Regions from separate parts of the Mus musculus genome. Here region 2 is linked to region 1. The links are chromatin loops, found by intact Hi-C in ENCODE. Cell type or tissue: left cerebral cortex. All regions are shown on one strand. Each heading gives the region's core, and the rest is flanking DNA. Links, peaks and the distances in the headings are about the cores only. Region 1 overlaps Fbxo17 (F-box protein 17). Region 2 overlaps Pak4 (p21 (RAC1) activated kinase 4).

Region 1 (11,213 bases), core at 1,495-9,494:
TCTGGAGGGAGAGGCAGGAGAATTGCTGTGAATTTAAGTCTAGCCTGTCCCACATAGTGAGACTTTTTAAAAAAAACAACAAAGGTCAATGAGGGAAAACCATTTCTGCCCAGACTTGTGTCACCCACTTGGGCCTTGGAATTCACTATATATCTCATACTTTCTTCCTGAAGGTATCTAGAATCCAAGTCTCTGCTTATGTTCCTTCCAAACCAGTAGTGTCCTTGCTCCTCCGAGCCGCATCCAGACTATTCCGTCTCAACCCTCCACCAGGCCCCCATCTGAAGATCTCAGCTGGAGGGCACTGGAGGGCAGTGAGTCTACTACCCACCATATTCTCACCCAAGGCCCATCATTTCCTTTACTCTGTCATTTTTCTCCAGGGTCTTGGAGACCCACACCCTTTGGTCTCCAATCCTATGTTCCTGCACCCTTCCTGCTGCCTCTCACTCTTTCTGTACCTAGCTTCATCTCCATGGCTGACCATTTAAAGTCTTGCATACCTAGTGTTGTTTGAATTCCAACTCTGAGTTCCCCTATGCCTATACCCATAAGAACAATACAGTCTTACTTGGCAGCCTCACATCTCTGTGAAGCAAGCCTCTAAAGTGGAAATTTCTGGTTTCGTTGGAGATTCAGTTGTGTCCTGTGATGCTTTTTTTGGAAACTGTCTTATGAGAGGATGTTTTTGCTGAAGCAGACATGGGAAGATGTTTTGCTGAGGACAGACACCTGGTGTTTTTCTAGAAGCTGCCTAGAAACAGGGCCCGTGATGTTTTGCTAGAGCAGACACTTGAGAGAACATGTGATGTTTGGAAAGGGTGTAAGTATGACCCCACAGACAGTGACAAGGCTGTGTGGCATTGGTTCGCCTTGCCACTCTTTGCTCATCATTTGTCATGACTTCATAGAGAGAAATGAGCCAAAGAATTTCTGGTGGTGTTCTGGCAGCTTCTTGCCATTTCCTTGTTACTGGGGCCAGATTGGCAGAGCCTGGTGGTTTCTTCTGGATCAGATTGCCATTGCTGATTCATGAATAGTGTTTGCAAGTGGGTTGAGCTACTTTGAGCTGAACTACTGATATCCTGACAACAAAGATTGGATTCACTCCAAAGAACTCTTTCTAACCAGGTCCGCATCCTCCTTTGCCCAATTACCCTTTCTTTTCCACTGCCTCTGGTGGGTGGTGGGCTAGAAGATTAGTAAAGTGGGTTTTGAAAAATATAAGCCTACAAGCCCCACGTCCACCACTCTCTCCAGTGCTACCTGGGAATCGGATTCTCATATTTACTCTTTCCTCACCCCCACCCCCAACTTTATGTGTCTTCCTCCTTCCTTCCCTTTCTCCCTTCCTCTTCCCTGTGATGTCTAGGCTGTTGTCCTTAACTCCAGGTCCCCTTTGCCTCCCAAGTATTAGCCATTAACATACCATTTTTGTAAGGCTCCTCCATCTTGGTTAAACAATGACAATTCCCCAAACCAAAGTAATATGATCCCTAGAACAATTTTGGTTTTTTTGTTTGTTTGTTTGTTTGTTTTGTGATTTCTGTTTTGTTTTGTTTTTGTGACAGGGTCTCACTATATAGCCCTAGCTGGCCTGGAACATCCTATGTAGAACAGATTGGCTTTGAACTCACAGAGATCCACCTGCCTCTGCCTTGGGATTCAAGGTGTGAACCATCATGCCCGGCTATTTTTATAGATTCTTGACTTTCCTATTGGCATCTTACTCCATCCCTAATGACTGGCCACGAGTTAATTTTTTGGATCACTTGATTATTTTGAACTGACTACTCACTGGTTAGCCCTAGCAATGGTCAACTGCAGGCCAAGAGAGAAATCTTTCAGTTCTCTTTCCTGTATTCTAACCTTTCAGCTACTCCAGCCTGTAAGTGGACTTGGAGCTTCGTGGTTTCTTGAATGAGGCTGCCTTCCACTGGCTTGCTCGCTCTTTCTTTCTCTCTCTCTCTCTCTCTCTCTTTCTTTCTTTCCTTCTTTCTTTCTTTCTTTCTTTCCTTCTTTCTTTCTTTCCTTTTTTTTAAAAAATAAGAATTATTTATTATTTTATGTATGTGAGTACACTGTCACTCTCTTCAGACACCCCAGAAGAGGGCATCGGATCCCATTACTGATGGTTGTGAGCCACCATGTGGTTGCTGGGAATTGAACTCAGGACCTCTAGAAGAGCAGTCAGTGCCCTTAACCACTGAGCCATCTCTCCAGCTCCCTGTTGGCCTTTTCTTGAATGTAGCCTTCCTTTACACAAATGCTGGAAATACAGACATGGCCATGCCAGGTTCTCTCTTACTCTTACACTATTTCATGTCTTGCTACTCCTCTTTCCTCCTATCTCTCCACACCCCCAACTCCCACAGTGCTGAGAGTGCAATTCTGGGCCTTGAGTGTGCTAGCCAGTTATTCTATCATTGAGCTGCACCTCAGACCTGCACTGGTGAACTTAGGTAGTGGTTCGACAATTGAGCCTGGCCACACCAGGCTCCTTTTGCCTCTTTAGAGTAAAATTTGCCCCTCATCCCACTTAGCCATGTACAGCAGTGCATGTATCCATGATTCCAGAACATTCTAAGTTCTAGATCAGCCTACTGAAAGTCTCTAAAATCAAGATCCAAGAACAAAAAGTCCATAAACACCTACACCTGTGCTTTCTGCCCTCAGTAGTATCTCTTGAATCTGTTTCCTTCCTTCCTTCCTTCCTTCCTTCCTTCCTTCCTTCCTTCCTTCCTTCCTTCCTTCCCTCCCTCCCTCCCTCCCTCCCTCCCTCCCTTCCTCCCTCCCTCTCTTCCTTTTTTCTTTCCTTCCTTCCTTCCCCTCACCCCCAAGACAGGATTTCATGTAGCCCAGGATACTCTCAAACTTGCTATGTAGCCAAGGCTGACCTTGAACTCCATCAGCCTTCACCTCCCACGTGCCGGTATTATAGGTATGTATCACCATGCCCAGATGGTGAACCTTTTCTAAGCACGCTGTAACGTCAAGGTCCTCAATGACTGCAGTGATGCAAGGTGAGTGTTCTCTGCTGTAGCCATCAGCAGCGTTTCGCTGTCGTCACCTAGGTTCTAGGAACCTTCTCATTCTAGGCTTCTACCGGGGTTCCTCACTGGAGGCTGCTCTGATGGCCTGTCAGAGATGACCTTTGAACCTTAGTCCTCATCAGCTGTCACCTGCACCACCACCATCTCCTGGCTCTGTGCTTCCTTCCTCGTAAGCACTCAGGTAGGGGAAACACTTGGGTCAGGTGCTGTCCTGTGCAGCTCAGAACCCTCCACAACTCCCCGTTCTCAAGCTAATGGCAGACTCCTCTCTGAGGGCCGTAAGGTTTCACACTATCTGCCCACTGTCTCTCTGTTCTCCTCTCACTCAGGTATTCACTTAAAGGTGGCCACGTCTCTGAGCCTTTCCCTGGCTGCCTCCTTTATAATTGTGAGGCCTCACCACCAAACTACTCCCCCCCTTTTTTAAACTTTTCTCTAAAAAAAATTTCTTTTTCTTGCCAAGTGTGGTGGCCTAGACCTTTAATCTCAGTGCTCCTGAGGTAGAGGTAGACAGATCTCTGTGAGCTTGCACCATCCTACTTTACACAGTGGGGTCCAGACCAGCTAGGGACTCAAGAAGAAAAGGAGGAGGAAGAGGACAGACAGACAAATGGGGCTGAACCAATGGACCAGGGGACAATAGCACTCACTTCTCTAGTAGAGGACTGATTCAATTTCCCAGCACCTACATTGTGGGTCACAACTGCTCTAACTCCAGTTTCAGGGGATCTGACACCCTCTCCTAGCTTCTGAGGGCACCATGCATACGCGTGTTACACAGAAAAAGAAGAGGGGTAGGGGGCCTGCAAGACTGAGCCAAGCAAAGCTTGAATCCTGTCTGCTGCATGTAGGAACTCCAGGTCTCTCTGTGGGGATGCCCATGGTACATCGCTCCCACAATCTGGAGGCTAAATGTCAATCACTGGCTGAGACCAGTTTGGGTGGGGGAAATCAGATACTGTCTGCTTGTCACTCAGCTACTGGTAAGAGAGTCTGAGCTGCATGTTTGTTGGCTGGTTATTTTTGGTTGGCATGGTAACTGGGGATGCTGCTAACATTCCATCTGCAAAAACCTATGACTGTACATTCCAAAAAGGACTATGATGATGGTACTTGCTCTCTGACACGTAACTCCATCAGTCTGCGAGTCACAAGGCCTCAGTCACTGGAGAAGTGGCACTGCCAAGGGATTTTCCAGGTGGCAGTCTAAAAATGCCTCTGACTCCCTGTAGAGTCACGATCCCTCTTGGGAGTCCTAGATCGTTGCTAGGTAGTTAACAACTGGCTAGGTGGGGGTCGGAGGGTGGGAAGACTAATGTTTATAGCCTTGGTTGTTGCCTGGGGTATGAATCACACAATTACACTGCCCAGCTGAGGCCCCAGGGCTGTGAAGTTGGAAAGAGATACGCGCAGTTTATCCACTTGAGCTGGTGCAAGCTGGCCCCAGCACATCCCGGCCGGTGCCAGCTGCTGACATTTCAGCTGGCCACTTGAGGGTGCTGTGCTGAAGACAGCAGGGATTGGCCAGCTGGTTTAGCATTCCCAACACGGGGACCAACATAAAAGCCATCATCCTGTGACCCAGACTCCTCTTCCATTTTGTAGCAATGACATATGAGACCCCTGAGTGTGGGCCAGTTGGCTGAGTTCAGTTAGTTCCCAGAGCATTAAAACAACATCATTATTTATGCAACCATCTATCTTTGTCCTCCCACTCCAAATCCAAGGTGTTTTTGTTTGTTTGTTTGTTTTTTACCTTTTTAAAGGGGTGTGCATGCATGGGTGCAGGCATGTTTGAGAGAGAGAGAGAGAGAGAGAGAGAGAGACTATGTATTCCTGGCTGCCCTGGAACTTGCTAAATAAACAATGCTGTTAATTCACAGAGATCCACCTGCTTCTGCCTTGGGAGGGCTGGGATTAAAAAGTGCTTGGCTTTTTAAAAGTTTTTCTTTTCTTTTCTTTCCTTTTTTTTTTTTTTGGTTTTTCGAGACAGGGTTTCTCTGTATAGCCCTGGCTGTCCTGGAACTCACCCGGCTTTTTCTTTCTTTTTTTTTTTTTTTATAATTACATCAATTTCAATTCTCTTCTTTCGACATGTGGATCACGGGGGATCGAACTCAGGTCGTCACGTGTGTCACCAGGCACCTTTACCCACTGAGCCTTGTCAGCCCTCAAGTATTCTAGAATCCGATGGTAGTTTTTGTTTTTGTTGATGTTGTTATACAGGGTCTCACTCTAGTGCAAGTCGGATTAGAATATGCCCTAGCCTTAAGCTTTCTAGGATCACGGCACTGAACTGCTGTAGAACAGGTCAATGAACCATTTATTGAACTAATATTAGGCCTTTAAAAAAAGGCCTTGAAGTCTTTTTTTCCTCTGATGGCTACCACGATGCTACAGGTTTCCAGTAGGGGGCGCTGGAGGAGCGTGGCAGGCGGCTGGGCTTCTCTGCGGCATGCGCCTGCAGGCTCTGACGCATCTATGGCATCACCAGGATTCTCCAGCGCCTGGCTCCTGCCACGTGTGGCTGGCACTACCATCTCGCTCCAGACACTTTTCTGTATGCGTTTTTGTGTGGCCTCCGACTGGATATGCACTTCCGGTAAAGCCAATTCCAGCCTGGGGCTGCTGTCTTTTTAATTGTTCTTCCTTTTGATTTCTTTTTTTCTGTTCCTTTAAATGTTTACCTTTAACACTTGTTTATATAGTGCGTGTTGTGTGCATGTAGATGCACTTATGCTAAAGCATGTGTGTGCAATCAGAGGAAAGTTTGCAGGTGGTAGTTCGTCCCTTCTACCCAGTAGTTTCTGAGGATGAACTCAGGTTGTCCAGCTTGCTGGCAAGTGCCTTCCCCGTGAGCTATCTCAGTGGCTCTTCTTGGTGTTTTTGAAGTAGGTTCTAGGCAGCCAAGGCTGGCCTTGAACTTCTTATCCTTCTGTCTTTATCTCCCAAGTGACGGGATTAAGGCTGTATGGCACCTCATTCAACTCATTTTTCACTCCCTCCATAATTTCCTGTTCCCCTCCTCCCTTTCCTCCCTCCTTTCCTTCCTTCCATTTCTTAGTAATGGTCTCCCTATGTTGCTCAGGCTGGCCTTGAACTACCGGGCTTAAATTACCCTCTTGACTCAGTTTCCCAGGTAGCAAAGAATACAGACATGTGCTTAGGCACACACACACACATATAATATAAGATGATGTTTTAAAAATAATTATTTTATGTGAATAAATGTCTTGCCTGCACGGATGTAATGAGTGCACCACATTTGTGTCTGGTGCCTGAGACACAAGTCATCCGAGGGCATTGGGTTTCCTAGAAAAGACATTAATCATGATTGTGACCATGTCAGTCCTAAACAGGAGCAGAAGGTGCTATTAATTACTGAGACATCTTTCCAGTTCCCAAAATGATGTTTTAAGTGTGTGTGTGTGTATGTGTGTGCATGTGTGTGTGTGTGTGTGTGTATGTGTGTGCATGTGTGTGTGTGTGTGCGCACATATAGAGATAAGTGGACAGCTTGCAGGCGCTGGTTCTCTCCTGCAACACGGGCTCTGGGGATGAAACTCAGGCTTGGTGGCAAGTATCTTTACTGGCTGAAATGTAATAAGAGTTTTGGTTTCTTTGAAAACACAGAAGCACTATGGGAATATGGTTTCCTTTCACTCCCAGGTGTAGCCTATGGCGCTGCTTCAGACTGTCTTTAGCAGCTGGCTACAATTTGCCTCGTGCTCTCGCAGGGGTGTGATTTTTGCCATCAGCAGATAGTTTTTGTGACTGTATGACATTTGGAATTCTGGGGAGTTATCAGAGGGCATATGAAAGCCGAGAGCAGGGGTGGGTTGTTTGCTGTTGTCTGCTGTTGCTTGTTGTTGGTTACTGTTTGTTAAGTAGTTGTAAGGGAAGAAGAAAACAAGAAGAAACAAGATATCCTGACAGTGAAGATCAAATTTGCCCCAAGGAACTCAATGCCCCTAATCAGCAGGAAGTAGTCTAACTATAAGTGCCCCCTTTCCTTTCTTTCCCTTTTCCCTCTCCTATTGAAAGTTAGGGGGTTGAAAGGTAGAGAAGAGTGGAAGAAAGAACTCACAAAGTAGCTAAAGACAGGCTACACTGAAACACCTTGCCAGCCTGTTTGTTTTCTTTGTTTTGTATTGGTTTTCCTGAGACAGTCTTACTATTGTTGGTCTTACAGCCTGGGCCTAAGTGCAGAGATCACAGGTCTGTGCCCTTGATCTCAAGAGATCGGCCTGTCTCTCTCTACCTCCCAACCACTGAGTCGCTCCTGTTACTCTTCATAGCTCTGAGACATCAACAATCATGGTTCCAATGACTACGTGATTCCAGGCTCCTGATTGGTCTCTGGTTGACACATACCACTCAGTCCCTGAATCTGGCTTCTTCCTTCCAAACAAACAGCTAACAGCAGATCATCCACATAGTTGGATGGAGCCATCAGCTCCACTCCCCTTTTCTTGCTGAGTCATATGTCAGTGACCAGATGAACCACAATCTGTTTGTTTTATCCACTCACCTTGATGGGCACTTGAGCTGCTCCCCACTTGGAGCTGTTATGAATGAAGCTGCTATGATTGTTCATGTATGAAGGTCTATGTAGGCACAGGTTGCATTCTCTTGAGTAAATACCTAGGAATGGAATTATTGGGTCATAAAGTAAGTATGTATTTCACTGTACAACAAAACAGTCAAGAGGGTTGGAAATATGACTCAGTGGCTTGGAAAGATGACTCAGTGGCTGCTCTTCCAGAGGATCTGGGTTCAATTCCCAGCACCCACTTGGTAATTCACAACCACCTGTAACTTCATTTCCAGGGTATCTGATGCCCTCTTCTGGCCTATACGGGTACTGTAATCATGTGGCACACATACATACATGCAAGTTAAACACCCATACACATTTAAAATTAATTAAACTTAAATAAACCTTAGTTAAAAAAAAATCCATTGTGTTGGCCAGCCAGTGATGGTCTGGGGCATGGCTCAGAGGTAGAGTGTTGGCCCAGCCTGCCCATGACTATGGAGTCATACAGGGCCCCATAAGGAAATAAAGAGAAATTAAAGCTTTTAGTATAAAGGGAAGCTTAAGATGGCTGTAAGTTTATGTATATGGGCCACAAAATGAAGGGGAGGAGAGATAAGGGAATTTAATCAGTTAACAGCTGCAGGCAAAACCAATAGAAAATCATTCTGTGTTCAAAACAAAACAAAACAAACAAGCAAACAAAAAACATTTGCTGTGCATGAGTGTGCATGCTGTAGTGTGTAGGTGTGGAAGTTGCATGACAACTGGGGGAGTCTGATGCCTCCTTCCGGCACACAGGGTCTTTACCTGCTGAGCCCCCCACCCCCTGCTTCCATTCTGCATTTTTTCCAGACAGGGTTTCTCTGTATAACAGCCCTGGCTATCCTAAATTCGATTTGTAGACTAGGCTGGCCTAGAACTCATTTGCCTCTGCCTCCCCAGTGCTGGGGTTAAAGGCGTGAGGCACCAAGCCTGGAGTATTCTGCATTCTTTAATGTTTTCATATCCCTGGCTGGCCTAGAGCTTCTGCATACAGTAGGAACTTGGAATTTAAGGTACATGTTAGTAGACAGTACTCTCTACAATGGATAATTCAAACTCTGGGCACTGTAGCATGTTGCTTAGAGTTCCCCCAACCCAGTAACAACCTAGGACTTCTTAGGATGGTATCCCAACCCTAAACTTTCCATTCACCATTGTCTGCCTGTTTAGAGCCAGAGAAGATTCCAGAAGGCTTTTGTGCGCATGCTTGCACTAGCCTTGTAGCTGGTAGTTATGAAATTCATACCGGGACCAGTCCTGCCCTGGCTAACAACCACAACAACTCAACAAGCACATATATTACACACAGCCCTCCACCTTAGAAGTTTCTATGTGTTTTGTACTTTGCTGTGCTGGCGATCCAGCCCAGGACCTTGCACCTGCTGGGACATCTAGACCAGGGAACTCTGGCCACACCCTCAGCCTCCCAAGAATTCTGACTGAACAGAAAAATCTAAGAAAATCAAAACTATGACTGCAGGTTTTTGTTTGTTTGTTTCATAAACTACAAGAGAAAGGAATAAAGCTAGTTTTGGCTCCTGAAGAAACAAAGCCAAAATAAAACATGGAGTCCTCTGTCTTGGCAGTATTAGGCATTCTCACAGGGGCCATTACTGGACAAAGATTACCTTTTCTACAAATGGTGCTGGGATGATTGGAAATTATTTTTTAAAAGGTTTATGTATTTATTTTATGTATATAAGTACACTGTAGCTGTCTTCAGACACACCAGAAGAGGGCATCAGATCTCATTATGGATGGCTGTGAGCCACCGCATGGTTGCTGGAATTTGAACTCAGTACCTTTGGAAGAGCAGTCAGTGCTCTTAACCACTGAGCCATCTCTCCAGCCTGAAATAACTTTATTTTATTTGTTTGTTTGTTTGTTTGTTTGTTTTTCAAGACAGGGTATCTCTGTGTAGCCTTGGCTGTCCTGGAACTCACTCTGTAGACCAGGCTGGCCTCTACCTATAGAGATCTGCCTGCCTCTGTCTCTGCCTCCTGAGTGCTGGGATTAAAGGCATACGCCACCACCATCTGACTGGAAATGACATTAATTTTTTTTAAGATTTATTTATTTATTATATGTGAGTACACTGTAGCTGTCTTCAGACACTCCGGAAGAGGGTGTTAGATCTTGTTACGGATGGTTGTGAGCCACCATGTGGTTGCTGGGATTTGAACTCAGGACCTTCGGAAGAGTAGTCGGTGCTCTTAACCGCTGAGCCATCTCACCAGCCCATGACATTAATTTTTTTAATTTAATTATTTTATGTGTATGAATGACCCTGCATGTATATCTGTGCCCCATAAGTATGCAGTACCGTGGAGGCCTGAAGAGGGCGACGTAACCCCAAGACCAATGCTCTAACTGATTGGCTACTTCTCCAACCCCAAGGAACCTATAGAAGGTTTAAGGAAGTGTGGGTGGGCTTTAAGGTTTTGTAGGTTTTTTTTTTCTCTCTTCCTGTTCTCTCTGCTTCTTGTGTGGATGAAGTATGACCAGCCCTGACACCGCCACGGCACATCTCTCCCTCTGGCACCTTGGGCTAAAATGAACCCTTTCTTCCTTCAGTTGCTTATCATAATTGAAAAGTAACTAATACACTCCCACAATGAGTAAATAAATACATGCAAACCCCCCCAGCCCTTTTTTTTTTTTTTTTTTTTTTTTTTTTTTTGGTTTTTTGAGACAGGGTTTCTCTGTGTAGCCCTGGCTGTCCTGGAACTCACTCTGTAGACCAGGCTGGCCTCGAACTCAGAAATCCGCCTGCCTCTGCCTCCTGAGTGCTGGGATTAAAGGCGTGCGCCACCACGCCCGGCTCCCCCCAACCCTTTTAAAAGGATGAATCAGAGCTGGATGTGGAAGCTCACTCTCACCTTCAATCCCAACACTCTAGAGCAGTGGCTCTCAGCCTTCCTAATGCTGCCACCCTTCATGCTGTGCCCTCCCAACCAGAGAATTATTTCATTGCTACTTCATAACTATAATTTTGCTTCTGTTATGAGTCATAATATAAATATGTGATATGTGACTCCCAAGGGGGTCTCAACCTATGGGTACAGAACCTCTGATCTAGCGGTAAAGGCAGGAAGATCATACATTCAAGGCCATCTTTGGTTACAGAGTTAGAGGCCATCCAGTCTCATAATAAATAAATACACTTTAAAAATAAAAAAATGTCTGGACTCCTAAAGTGTCTGGCTCCAGGCGGTGTGTTGGGGTCTGTGGTGTCTAATAATTGCTAACATAACAGCTGTGGGGAAAGCAAATGCACTCGGACCCCTGAGGAATGGCTCACTGCAGTTGTCCAGGCCTTACCAGGATTATGCTGAGTGCCAGAATATGGGCTCCATATGGCAGCCTTGATGCAGGGCAGGAGGAATGTGGGTGGAGACCTGTGTGGGAAACAGCTGACACAGAGGGCCTGTCTTACAGCCCCACTGGGCTTCTGGCTGAATTCAAAAAAGACAGAGACTAGGTTCAGTTTTATATATAATATATATATATCATATATATATATATCATATATGTATGTATGTGTGTGTGTATATACATACATACATACATACATACAT
Region 2 (11,213 bases), core at 1,074-9,073, 160 kb after region 1:
CAGGTGCCACCTGATCTGTCTGGTCACCAGCCTGTGTTGTTTAACCCTACTCTCCCCTCACCTTTGCAATATAGCCGCCAGGCCTTCTTGGCTACATCCAGCAAGTGCCTGTCTCAGCACCTTCGCCCTGCCGTTTCTTACCTCCTGGCTGCCCCTCTTCCTGAGCACAGAACCTCTTTGGTCTCATGCACTCAAGGACTGCATTGACAGTTCCTGCCTCTTTTGCCTGCGCTCTGAGCCTGCCTTTATTTCCTCTCAGGACTTAAGTCTGCCCCGCAGACCTTGGGTGGACCTGGTTTAATGATTGTCATCTTTCCCCAGTGTGAACCCTGCAGACTCTGCAGAGCTGAGGGCCCAGTAGGCTCCACCTCAGTTGTCACTCAAATGGATAGGGAGGTGAAGGCCCAGCAACTATGACCGGTCACTTGTGATTGGGCAGTGTATGATGAGGAAGATGGGCCCATCTAGGAGGAGTTAGGACTACCTGGAAGAAGTGGGAACCTGTCCCAGCAGGAGGCTGAAGGAGAGTGGGATGTGGGACGCATTTACATGGCATAGGTCAGGGCTGTGGCTTGACAGCCAGAGCTGACTGTGGGGGAGTGGGTGTGGGCTCAAGCATGCCAGAGCCAGACACTGTTGCAGCTCAGTCCTGGAAAACAAGGGGTACACTGAGGCAGGGAGGGCTTTCCTGGAGCTGTCGGCTCATTCCCTCAGGAGCATGGGAGATGGATGCATCTGCCTCTCGAGAAAGGTTGAGAGCAGAGCAGGGGCGCAGGGGGGACTAGAGAACTGAGTATCCCACAATTGAAGAATCAGAGATTAAAGAAATGAAAAAAGCATTTTAAAATATAGTCATTTTTAGTGTGTATCCTTGGCTGGAGGGAGCTGCTGGCCATACTGCTCCATCTGTATCTCTTCCGTGGGTACTCAGTCACCCCTTTACCTCCAGGGTCCAACAAGATTCCCCAACACTGGCCCAGAATAGCCCCTACTCTGAGGTCTCTGGAAGCCAAGGGGCTTGTGTTGGTGACTCTCCAGGGCCGCAGGCTCCTTCATAGTGAGCATGTCAGCTCTAGAACCCCATGGCGTACATTGGTGGGGGGACAGGGTTTCAGGCATCGTTTCTGGGACCAGCTTGTCTCACCAGAGATCCTGGGAGGAGGTCCAGGAAACCCATTTCTGGGGCAGGCTGGGGTAGGAGGTGAAGTCCAGCACAGGAGAGGAAAGATAAGGTGTGGGCCTGGCAGGTAGAAGCATCATGGGGGCCCAGACTAGCTGCACACAGTGCAAGCTAGTAAGAGGCCAGCCTGTTGTGTTCACCTTCCTGGGTCAAACCTTGGCAACCTCTGACTGGTTGGGTGCCTGGACAAAGGAGTCTGTTTCCACACCAGACAATTGGGATAAGGTGCCTCCATTGTAGGGCTGTGCGTATATCACAGGGCTGAGCATCATTGGCTGGATCTGCGCCAGAAGCAGGGGCCATAGGCCCTGGGAGAAGTGGCCTACTCTCATGTCTGCTCTGGCTTTGCCCATGACAAGTGAGAACCTTACTTAGGGCATGGGGCTCACAGTGGCTCTCCTGCTGGGTCAGGAACAAAGGGTGAGAGATACTGGGACAGTGCTTCTAAGAGAGGTGGCACACAGTAGGTGCACATTCCTGCTGGCTACTGTTCTCATGTAACTAGCATTGAGGATTTACTGCCTAAGCGTCAGTAAGAGTTGGCTCTGAGCCAGACCTTCAGTGCCTTGCTTGTTTTTCCTGTGACTCCTTATAAAAGCTGCTGGAAGCAGCTTCTGTCGTCACCCTCCCAACAAGAGGAAACTGAGGCATAAGAGTGGAGTCTTTCCCTAGGGTCACTCATTGAGCTTCCTGGCATGAGCTGTGGGCTGGGTCTTCACAGATATAGAAATCAGGGCATATAGTGCTAGCTAACTGTCAGCTGGGGGTTGAGGCTTGGGCTGCAGGGCTCTGAAATTCTGAGCTGGCCTGGGAGACCCATCCCAGCCACGAGATGCCTAAAAGGGCCTGGGTGGGGCCTACACCAGGTCATTATAAACACCAGTTCCTCTGTTTGTCCTTCCCTCCATATGCTGCCCAGAGGAAAGGGGTGGCCCAGGCAAATATCCGGAGGTGTGCCCTTCCGCCCCTTCTCCTGCAGGGTCACAAGTGGCTGCAGTATGCAAGGTGGCTTGGGGCTTATGGGTGGGGGTAGGGGTCTGTGTGGGGGAGCATGGAAAGGCACTGCTGAAAGCTCTCCCACCTTTTCCATTCTGAGCGCTTCCCTATGCTTAGTGAGTGGTCACATGCACTACCACCCCCTATACTGCCAAATCTGGGAGCTGCTTTGGGGCTCCCTCGGTGTGGGAGGTGGGAACTGAGAGTAGAGCCAAGAGTTCAGGGTGGATAGCAAGCTAGACACGGAGGACAGGGAGCCGCAGGTCGCAGCACAGGCTCCACGCTGTGCCAGGCAGCACAAGGTGTGGCACTGTTAGAGTTGTAGAGACAGGCGTAGCGCCAAGGAGGGCTGGGTAGCCCTGGTGCAGAGGTCGGGGTGCTGGGACAGGCTGGACAGGAAAGGCTGGGAGGAGGGCAGCATGTTGCAGTGCTGGTTCTGAGGCAGAGAAGGCTGGAAGCCAGAGGTGCCCATTCTGCCCTAGCTGTCCCAACCCTCAGCCACAACCCCTGGACTTGGATCAAGCAAAGAAACTAAACCAGCTGGGAAAGTCCTGTCCAGGCCCGGGGCTGGCCACCTGCTGGCCCCTTGGGACCAGTTGAGACAGGTTGGCTGCTGCGTCCCCACCTGCCTCTCTCTTGGCTTGGCTGCCAAACCGGTTTCCCTGGCTGGCTGCCCATTAATGTCCTTCTTGTAGGCTGAGCCAGTGACTCCCAAGAAAGAGAGCCATGCCTGGAGAAGAAGAGAGCTGCCCCCTGGACACTTGTCTGTAGCCACTTCCCCAGCAGAGTCTCACTGGGGCTGGGTGCTGGTTCTGTGTCTGCCCACCACCCTGCCAGGTACTGAAGAGCCAGGTGGGACAAAGATGAAAGTCCTCTGACACCCTTTGGTCCTTTGGGCCTTCACTCCTGAAGCCTCCTATAGGAAGCCTCCCTTAGCACACCTGCCATCCTTCCGTGGTTGGTAGCACTTTGTGGGCCCAGTCCCTACCAGTGTACACTGTCACTACCTAGGGACCGTCTGCCCCAGGTAGACCCTAGTGGGTCATAGGCTGTCTAGGTTGTTCTCGTGTCCGACTATCAGCCAGAGTAGAGTGGGTGTTAGTGATTGAATGACTGATAGATCTTTTCTTCCTGTCTTACAGATGAGTAACTCAAAGCCTCAGGAGGAGACGTCACCCACGCAAAGGTGCTTCTAGCCCAGCCAGCTTCAGACCAGGTCTGTCGGACTCCAGGCTCTTCCCACAGGGCCTGTCTCTCCAGCATAAGGGGCTGGTCCCAGGCAGGGAGGGGCTCAGTTGCTTCATCACCCAGGACTCAGGTAGTGAGAGGCAGAGGATTGTTGGGAGGCTGCCTAGTGTCCCTCATTGCTTGATCCTCTGTGGGGTGCCACCATCATCCTGTCCTTCAGCTAGGATGGACCCCAGGGCCTCCCGCCTACTCTGCAGTTCTCTGCTGCTGAGCTGCAGCCCCAGACCTTTTTATCATTTTATTTTGAGACAATTTCACCACGTTGATCAGAATAGCCTGAATCCACTCTATCTCGGCAGAGCTTTGAGCTTGCCATCCTCCTGCCTCCTGAGTAGCTGGGATTGCGGCTACTGAGCCTGTGCTCCTGGCTCATCTTTTGATTCTTTGTTGTTGTTGTTGTTGTTGTTGTAACTGTTGTTATTTATTTTTAATTTACTTTTTAAAAATGGTTATTAGTCTTTAAAGTTTATGTGTATGAGTGTTTTTGCCTGCATGTATGTCTGTGCACCACATGTGTTGCTAATGTCCTTGAAAGTCAGAGGGTGTCGTATCCCTTAGAAGTGGAGTTATGTCCAGTTGTGAGCTCCCATGTGGAAACTGACCCCAGGTCCCCTAGAAGAGCAGCCAGTGCTCTTACCTGCTGGGCTTTCTCTCCAGCTCCCCACTCCCTTTTTGAGATAGGCTCTAACTAGCCTAGAACTCACTTATGTAGACCAGACTGGCCTTGAACACACAGAAATCCACATGGCTCTGCCTTCGAGTATTGGGACTAAAGTGGTATGTCACCATGCCTGGCTCACCCTTGGGTTCCTGACTGGCCTTTCCTGGGTATTTATATAGTACCCAGCTGAAGACCCAGGCCCTAGAGACAGGAGAATGTCCCAGTGTGGAGAGGCATTCCATTTGTCTGTAGCCAATGGCTGGGGTGGCCAGACTAGAGGTGGGGACTGCTCACTGGTGCCCAGAGGTGGGACTAGGGAGACTATGGATGGGCGGGTGTAGGCACTGCTATCATTACTGGGGTTGGAGGGAGACAAGAGGCACTACACATAGGAATAGCAGCAGGTTCCCCGAAGGTGAGGGCATCTGAAGGTGAAGTGATGGCCAGCAGGCTGTGTTAAACACAGGAAGGGGAACTGGAGGAGGGGAGGGAGGGAGCTCCTGGGATGATAGGCAAGGGGAACTGCCTGTGCAAAGGCCCTGCAGTATGAAAGCTGCTGTGAAGGTGATGGGCCACAAGGAGCTGTGGCTCTGAAGAGAGGACAGCTGGGCTGACCCTCTAGTTGCTCAAGAGGAACCCACAAAAATAGCTGCTCAGAGGGCCCAGGAAGAGTCTGCTGCCCCCTGCTGGTATATGAGATATCTGCTGAACCAGCCAGGGCAGAAGCAAAGAATTGGAGAAGGTTTGAGTGACAGATGACCTGCCACTGATCCCACCTCCCTTGGTGCTTCCTTCCTACAGGTGCCTGTAAGAACTCAAGCCACCCCACTGTTCACAAACTCTGTGCTAAGGCCCTGGAACCATGTTTGGAAAGAAGAAGAAGCGGGTGGAGATCTCAGCCCCATCCAACTTCGAGCACCGTGTACACACAGGCTTTGATCAGCATGAGCAGAAGTTCACAGGGCTGCCCCGCCAGTGGCAGAGCCTGATTGAGGAATCAGCACGCAGACCCAAGCCCCTGATCGACCCTGCCTGCATCACGTCCATCCAGCCTGGAGCCCCCAAGGTAGCCATCACCACACCACTTTAGCCCACAGCCCATACTGCCAGAATGGCCCAGCCCTTCAATTGCTCCTGGCTTCTTTGCAGAACCTCCCACCTCTGTAGCCCAGTGGTCGGCCTTCCACCTGCCAGTACAATCCTGGAAGGTCAGCTTCTGACTTCCACTCCTGCCCCAACACCACAACACTACACATTCAACCTTGGTCTCCCAGTGCTTCATGACATGGGAGACAACATGGGAGTGCTCCCAGACAACATCCGGGCTTGGCTAGGGGATGCCTAAGCTGCATTCCAAGGTCCAGGAGCAGCTGAGGCAGATGGGAGCAGGGCAGCAGCCATTCAGTCTTATCATCCTGAGCAAATTGTCAGTTGGAGTGAGACTTGAGGTTTAGATCCAAGATCCTCACACTTCCCCCGCCCCCGTGTACAATGTGAGAATTGTGGTCTCACTGCCTAGGCAGGAACTACAGCCTTGCAGGCCTAGTGGTAAGAGTGCCCCAGCTGGACTCATGCCATGGGTGGTGGGACCCAGAGGAGTACAGCCAGACGTGTCCCCACTTGGTGGAGTTGGGCGTGCCTATGGTCAGCAGGCTGGGTACCCGGCCCTGCAGCTGATTCATCCTCTCCCAGTGACCAGCCAGGGTCTGGCAGGAGAGAGGCAGCGTCATCAGGGCACCCACAGCCGTGGTGCTTGGGTGGAGGCTGGGCTCTTTCTGGTTATTTCTGTGGCCCCGTAGGGTCATGTGAGAGCTTTGACTTCTCTCTGTTGCCTAGAAAGCCCCTCTTGTCATCTGAATCTGTATGGGCTTTTCATGCCCCAGGCCAGCTGGAAGCCAGTAGCAACTGGTTATGAAGTAGGCCCCTCCATAGTCCCCAGACAACCCACCCTAAACACTCCCATGACCCAATGAGCTTTGTGGTCATTTCTCACACATTGTGTGTCCCCAAAATTTCACCACTGCTCTATGCACCCTTGTGTTTCCACACCTTTCCACAGTCCTGCCAGGGGAAGGACACTTGTCCTAATTCCCGTGCAGGCAGGCACCTTAGCTGGGACTGCCTAGATGACAAGCTTCCTGACCACTGACTCAGGTTCTAATAGCAGAGCCTGGCAGGTAGCCCCTGAAGGAAAAAAGAAATGAAAAAGGTAAACATGCCTGCTCCTAGGTGTGGTGGAGGAGGTTATTGTGGGTATGAGGGAGAGCACAGCCAGAGGCAGGGGCATCTGGAAGAGGCCAGAGTGGACATGACTCTGAGCCAGGTGAGGAGAGGGGGAGGGAAGAGCCAGGAGGCCAGGAGGGTAAAAGGCAGCAGAGTCAGCGCAGCCAAAATGGCTGGATTATATAGGGAAAGGCAGCTGGGGGAAGGCAGTCCAGGGGGAAGCAGTGGATGCCGGAAAGAAAGACCCTGTAACAGGTAGGGACTGAGGGATGCTGGGAAATGCTAGAGGCCTGGTCTGCTTTGATATGTCAAATAGGCACCTCAGCCATTTGTCCTGGGTTTGAAACCTAACATCCATCTTTCTTGACTCCCTGGACAAGGCCAGGCTTTCAGGCAGACAGCCAGGGCCCACAAGAGGCTGGGACCACAGCATGCCATTAGGAGCCTTATGGACTCCAGGTCGTTCCCGGGAGCTCAGTATAAACTCAGCCTCAGAGACTATCCAGGCAACTCCCCACCTCTCCTTCTTGCCTTCCTCCTCCCTTCCTTCCTTCTTTTGCAAAGTACCTTGTTCTTGGTGTGGACTCTGATCTAGGTCCAAGACCTGGTAGGCTGTGAATGGTAGAACAAGTGCTCAGCCCCGGGAAGGCCACAGGGTAAAGCAGCATCCTGGGCTCACAGCCTAGTCCGCTGCAGCAGGCCTACAACCCTGGTTCTCAACCTGTGGGTCACGACCCACATAGTGGATATTTACATTACAATTCATAACAGTAGCAGACCACAGTTATGAAGTGGCAATGAAATAATTTTGTGTTTAGGGTCATCACAGCATGAGGAATGGTCGCAGCATTAGAAAGGCTGAGAACCACTGTTCTAGAAGAAAAAAGGAAAGAGCCGGAGACTTGTGGGCTGGCATTTAAACTAGGGGTTAGCAAGTCCTCAGAGAAGGAGGTTTTGATCAGAGACCTCTGGGAGGGGAGTGGGACAGCCATGGAGACATTTGGGAGATGTAGGGCAGGGCAAAGAGCTGATGGACACACATCCAGTGTATTGGAGGAACCGCCTGATGTGCCCAGTGCTCAGGAGGAGCCAAGAAGACCACACCTCAGTGGGGCAGGGAGAGTGGAGGCTTGGTGGTTCAGGGCATGTTTCAGTTGACGCTTGCCACACAGCTCCCAAGCCTCCTAGCTTTAGGCTGTGGGCTTTCTATTCTGCGCCACATCCTCTGCCCTAGGGGATCAGAGCTGCGTGGTTTGAGGGTTAATGATGCTGGCAGCCTGCAGGGGAGGAAGTGCTGAGCCAAGCGGCCTGTAATTTGCAGCTCTTGGGGGCTGATTATAGGCTGAGTTCTCCTCCCTCACCCTAGTCCACAGGGCAGAGCTTGCTGCCAGGCTGGGAGCCAAGGAAAGTCAAGAGGCACTTGTTGGGGGAGCACCAGAGTGGGTGGTGGGCGTGACAGCAGCTCCTGGGGCTCCCACCCATCATCACAGGCTATCACCTCACCTGTCTCTGTCTTGTTTCTGTGTTGTATTGTCTTTCCTGTGTCGGATGCACGACCTGTGTCCCCTCCTTCCTGGCCCTACCCTGCCATTGCCTGGACCCCAGACCATCGTTCGGGGCAGCAAAGGTGCCAAGGATGGGGCTCTCACTCTGCTGCTTGACGAATTTGAGAACATGTCGGTGACGCGCTCCAACTCCCTACGCAGAGAGAGTCCACCACCACCTGCCCGTGCCCACCAGGAGAATGGAATGCTGGAGGAGCGGGCAGCCCCGGCCAGAATGGCCCCTGACAAAGCTGGAAGCAGAGCCCGGGCCACAGGCCACAGTGAGGCAGGCAGTGGCAGTGGTGACAGACGGCGGGTGGGGCCAGAGAAAAGGCCCAAATCTTCGAGGGATGGTCCAGGAGGACCCCAGGAGGCCTCCCGCGATAAGCGCCCACTCTCTGGGCCTGATGTCAGCACTCCTCAGCCTGGCAGTCTGACCAGCGGGACAAAACTAGCAGCTGGCAGGCCCTTTAACACATACCCACGGGCTGACACGGACCACCCACCCCGCGGTGCCCAGGTAACCCATCCCCCACTTTAGCACCTCAGTATCCACTCCATTGTTTCCCTCCCACCCCCCCGCCCCTATTCCAGTCCATAGCGCATTTCTCATCCTGACCACAGGTCATCCGGATGGTGAGAGTTAATGCAGACTCCACTCACAACGCCTCTTTCTTCTGTTGCAGGGGGAGCCACATACCATGGCCCCTAATGGGCCTTCAGCCACAGGCCTGGCCGCTCCTCAGTCTTCCTCCTCCTCCCGGCCTCCCACCCGAGCCCGTGGTGCTCCCAGCCCAGGAGTTCTGGGTCCCCATGCCTCTGAGCCCCAGTTGGCCCCCCCAGCACGTGCCCTTGCTGCCCCTGCTGTACCTCCTGCCCCTGGGCCCCCTGGGCCTCGCTCACCACAGCGGGAGCCCCAACGAGTGTCCCATGAGCAGTTCCGGGCTGCCCTGCAGCTGGTGGTGGACCCAGGGGACCCTCGTTCCTATCTAGACAACTTCATCAAGATTGGTGAGGGCTCTACAGGTATTGTGTGCATTGCCACTGTACGCAGCTCAGGCAAACTGGTGGCCGTCAAGAAGATGGACTTGCGCAAGCAGCAAAGACGTGAACTGCTCTTCAATGAGGTGGGTGCTGGCCGGGAAGCCCAATGCTCTGCCCTCCTCTCCTCACAGCTGTCCCAGGCTAAGACTCCTGCCTGTGCCTGTCATCCCAAGTGCCCATGACTTTGTTCCAACTAGTCCTGGGCCTGTGTTCTCCTCCAGACCTCTTCTCCTTCAGGGTTCCTGTCTCTGGGATGCTCTGTCATCCGTCACTCGAGACCACTGCCCAGGATCCCCTTCCTCCAGTCCCTCTTCTGTGAAGCCTCTTTCTCCCACCCTTGGGCTCCAGCTTTTCTGTCAGGCCTCCCCTGGGCACTCCATGTATCACATCCGAGAAAGGAGTCCTTTGCAGCCTTGACAGACCCTCCTAATGTCTCCCATGTCCTCAAGTCAGAGTTCAGCTCCTTGCCCATCAGATCCTGTCCCAGATAGCTCAGAACCAGACTTGGACTTGAACTTGGTTCGACCCCGTTTCTGGCTCTGGGTGTCAACCTTGGCATCCATCACAAAGGCAGTTCTGAAGTGTGTGGGTGTGACAGGTACCTCCTAACCCTGCTACAAGAGTCCCCTGAGGTCCAGTCTGCTTGCCTGTCACCTAACACTTCCTACCCTCACCTGTTCCACAGCCCACAGCCCAGGGCTCCATCCACACCAAGAATTCCTCCTCACACTTAGCCTGCTCTCGTCCCTGTAGGCAGTGTTCCCGCCACATCTCCTAGACCTTTCTTTCCCTTGTCAGTCAGTCCTCCCTCTGGAGTGCTCCATTAATGTGCACCACATGCATATGTACACACACACACACATATGTACACACACACACACAGACAGCTTTTATTTTAGCTTTCCTTCATACCTTCCTGTCCTCCTGTCCTCCTTACTTCTCCAGATGCCCCCTGATAGTCAGACCACTAAAAAACCGGCCAGGACTGGTCAGGATTAGAGAACCTGCATGGTGTCCAGGGTGTATCCCTAGAATGAAGTCGCCCACAGGCTGGCCTCCAGGTCTTCTTGGCTTTGGAAAAGGGGACAGCTGGAGTGAGCTGGTTTGCCGGCATACAACCTGCTGGAAGGTGGAGGCAGGCTGGCTGATGCCAGGGCTAAGGGTAGAGGCAGTGCCTGAGGTCCCAGTGCTGATCTGCCCCGTGCAGGTGGTGATCATGCGGGACTACCGGCACGAGAACGTGGTGGAGATGTACAACAGCTACCTGGTGGGTGACGAACTCTGGGTCGTCATGGAGTTCCTGGAAGGCGGCGCCCTCACGGATATTGTCACCCACACCAGGTACCATAGGGCAGCCTGCTGGCTCATGTGCTCCCTGGGGTGGAACTGGGACCCTTTAGGCTCTGGTGATAGACAAGTGCCCTCCAGAGTGTGGGTGGGGCAGTGAGGCCAGGCACACAGGATGGGGGTCATAGCATCGTGGCTCCCTGACCCCTGTTGAGGCGGGTCTTTGTGACCTCTTGTTGTCTAAAGCAGGGTAGGGGCCTCTTCACTGCCCACTCTCACCCCAGGGTGGGATGCCCAAGGCAGCGCTGAGTGCCCAGTTGCTCCTCTGCCCGCGCAGGATGAACGAGGAACAGATCGCCGCCGTGTGCCTGGCTGTGCTTCAGGCGCTGGCTGTGCTCCACGCCCAGGGTGTCATCCACCGTGACATCAAGAGTGACTCTATCTTGCTGACCCATGATGGCCGGGTGAGTGGGCGGGAGGCTGGATGTGTGCGGCTTTGTGTGCTTTTGAAGGGGCAGCTTGAGGGAGGGAGTGGCACTGTTCTTGGCCATCATGATAGAGCAGAATGCAGCCAAGCAGCTCACTTCTGGGGGGCCAGGAAATGGGAGAGAGCCTGAGCTGAGGGCCTGCTCCCCTTCGCACCCACATTCGGGAACAGCTCCTGTCCCTGTTAGTCCTCTGGAAACGCCTCAGACAAGCCCGTCACTCAGCCTTCTCTGGCTATGATCAGGATGAACCGTCAGGCCCAGTGCTGGGGTCCCCGCCTCACCCTTGCTGTGGTGGCGGTGGCAGATGAGCTTCTGGTGACTGGAGGAGCAGCTGGCGATCTGTCCCTCACAGAATGGCCCAGAGTAGCGGCCCAATCAGTGAAATGCACTGTCCTCATAGAGCTGGAAGCTGGACACCTGACCAGCAAGGAAAGGCTTGGGCCGCAGCCACAGCTCTGGGCTGCGTGCTTCCCAGCCAGGTGGCTGGCCTACTGCCCTGTTGGGTTTTTAAAATTTAATTAAATTAATTAATTAATTAATTT

The links. A loop is a pair of places that touch in the nucleus more often than their neighbours do. Peaks named below come from ENCODE experiments on the same cell type or tissue, not always from the same donor. Only the 100,000 strongest peaks of a DNase experiment are listed, where the experiment ranks them.
Region 2: a loop joins it to region 1, with 3 times the contacts of the local background. A loop is called at or near these places in 5 of 42 quality-filtered maps.

The regions. Positions count from the first base shown.
Region 1 is chr7:28,721,099-28,732,311 of GRCm38, reverse strand. Fbxo17 (F-box protein 17) reads right to left here. Exons shown (of 7, transcript NM_015796.2): 2 at 7,585-7,697. Among named protein-coding and RNA genes, the nearest start is that of Fbxo17, 9.9 kb to the right of the region's middle. In left cerebral cortex, for the core only: CTCF peaks have their summits at 4,535 (motif pointing right), 5,459 (motif pointing right) and 7,898 (motif pointing left); DNase peaks (open chromatin) are centred at 4,201, 4,475 and 5,518; H3K4me3 peaks cover 298 bases; H3K27ac peaks cover 1,401 bases.
Region 2 is chr7:28,561,972-28,573,184 of GRCm38, reverse strand. Pak4 (p21 (RAC1) activated kinase 4) reads left to right here. Exons shown (of 10, transcript NM_027470.3): 2 at 3,319-3,392; 3 at 4,887-5,151; 4 at 7,914-8,372; 5 at 8,539-8,979; 6 at 10,104-10,237; 7 at 10,521-10,647. The coding sequence starts at 4,948. Among named protein-coding and RNA genes, the nearest start is that of Mir7049, 6.6 kb to the right of the region's middle. In left cerebral cortex, for the core only: a CTCF peak has its summit at 4,772 (motif pointing left); DNase peaks (open chromatin) are centred at 1,835, 2,347 and 4,758; H3K27ac peaks cover 1,678 bases.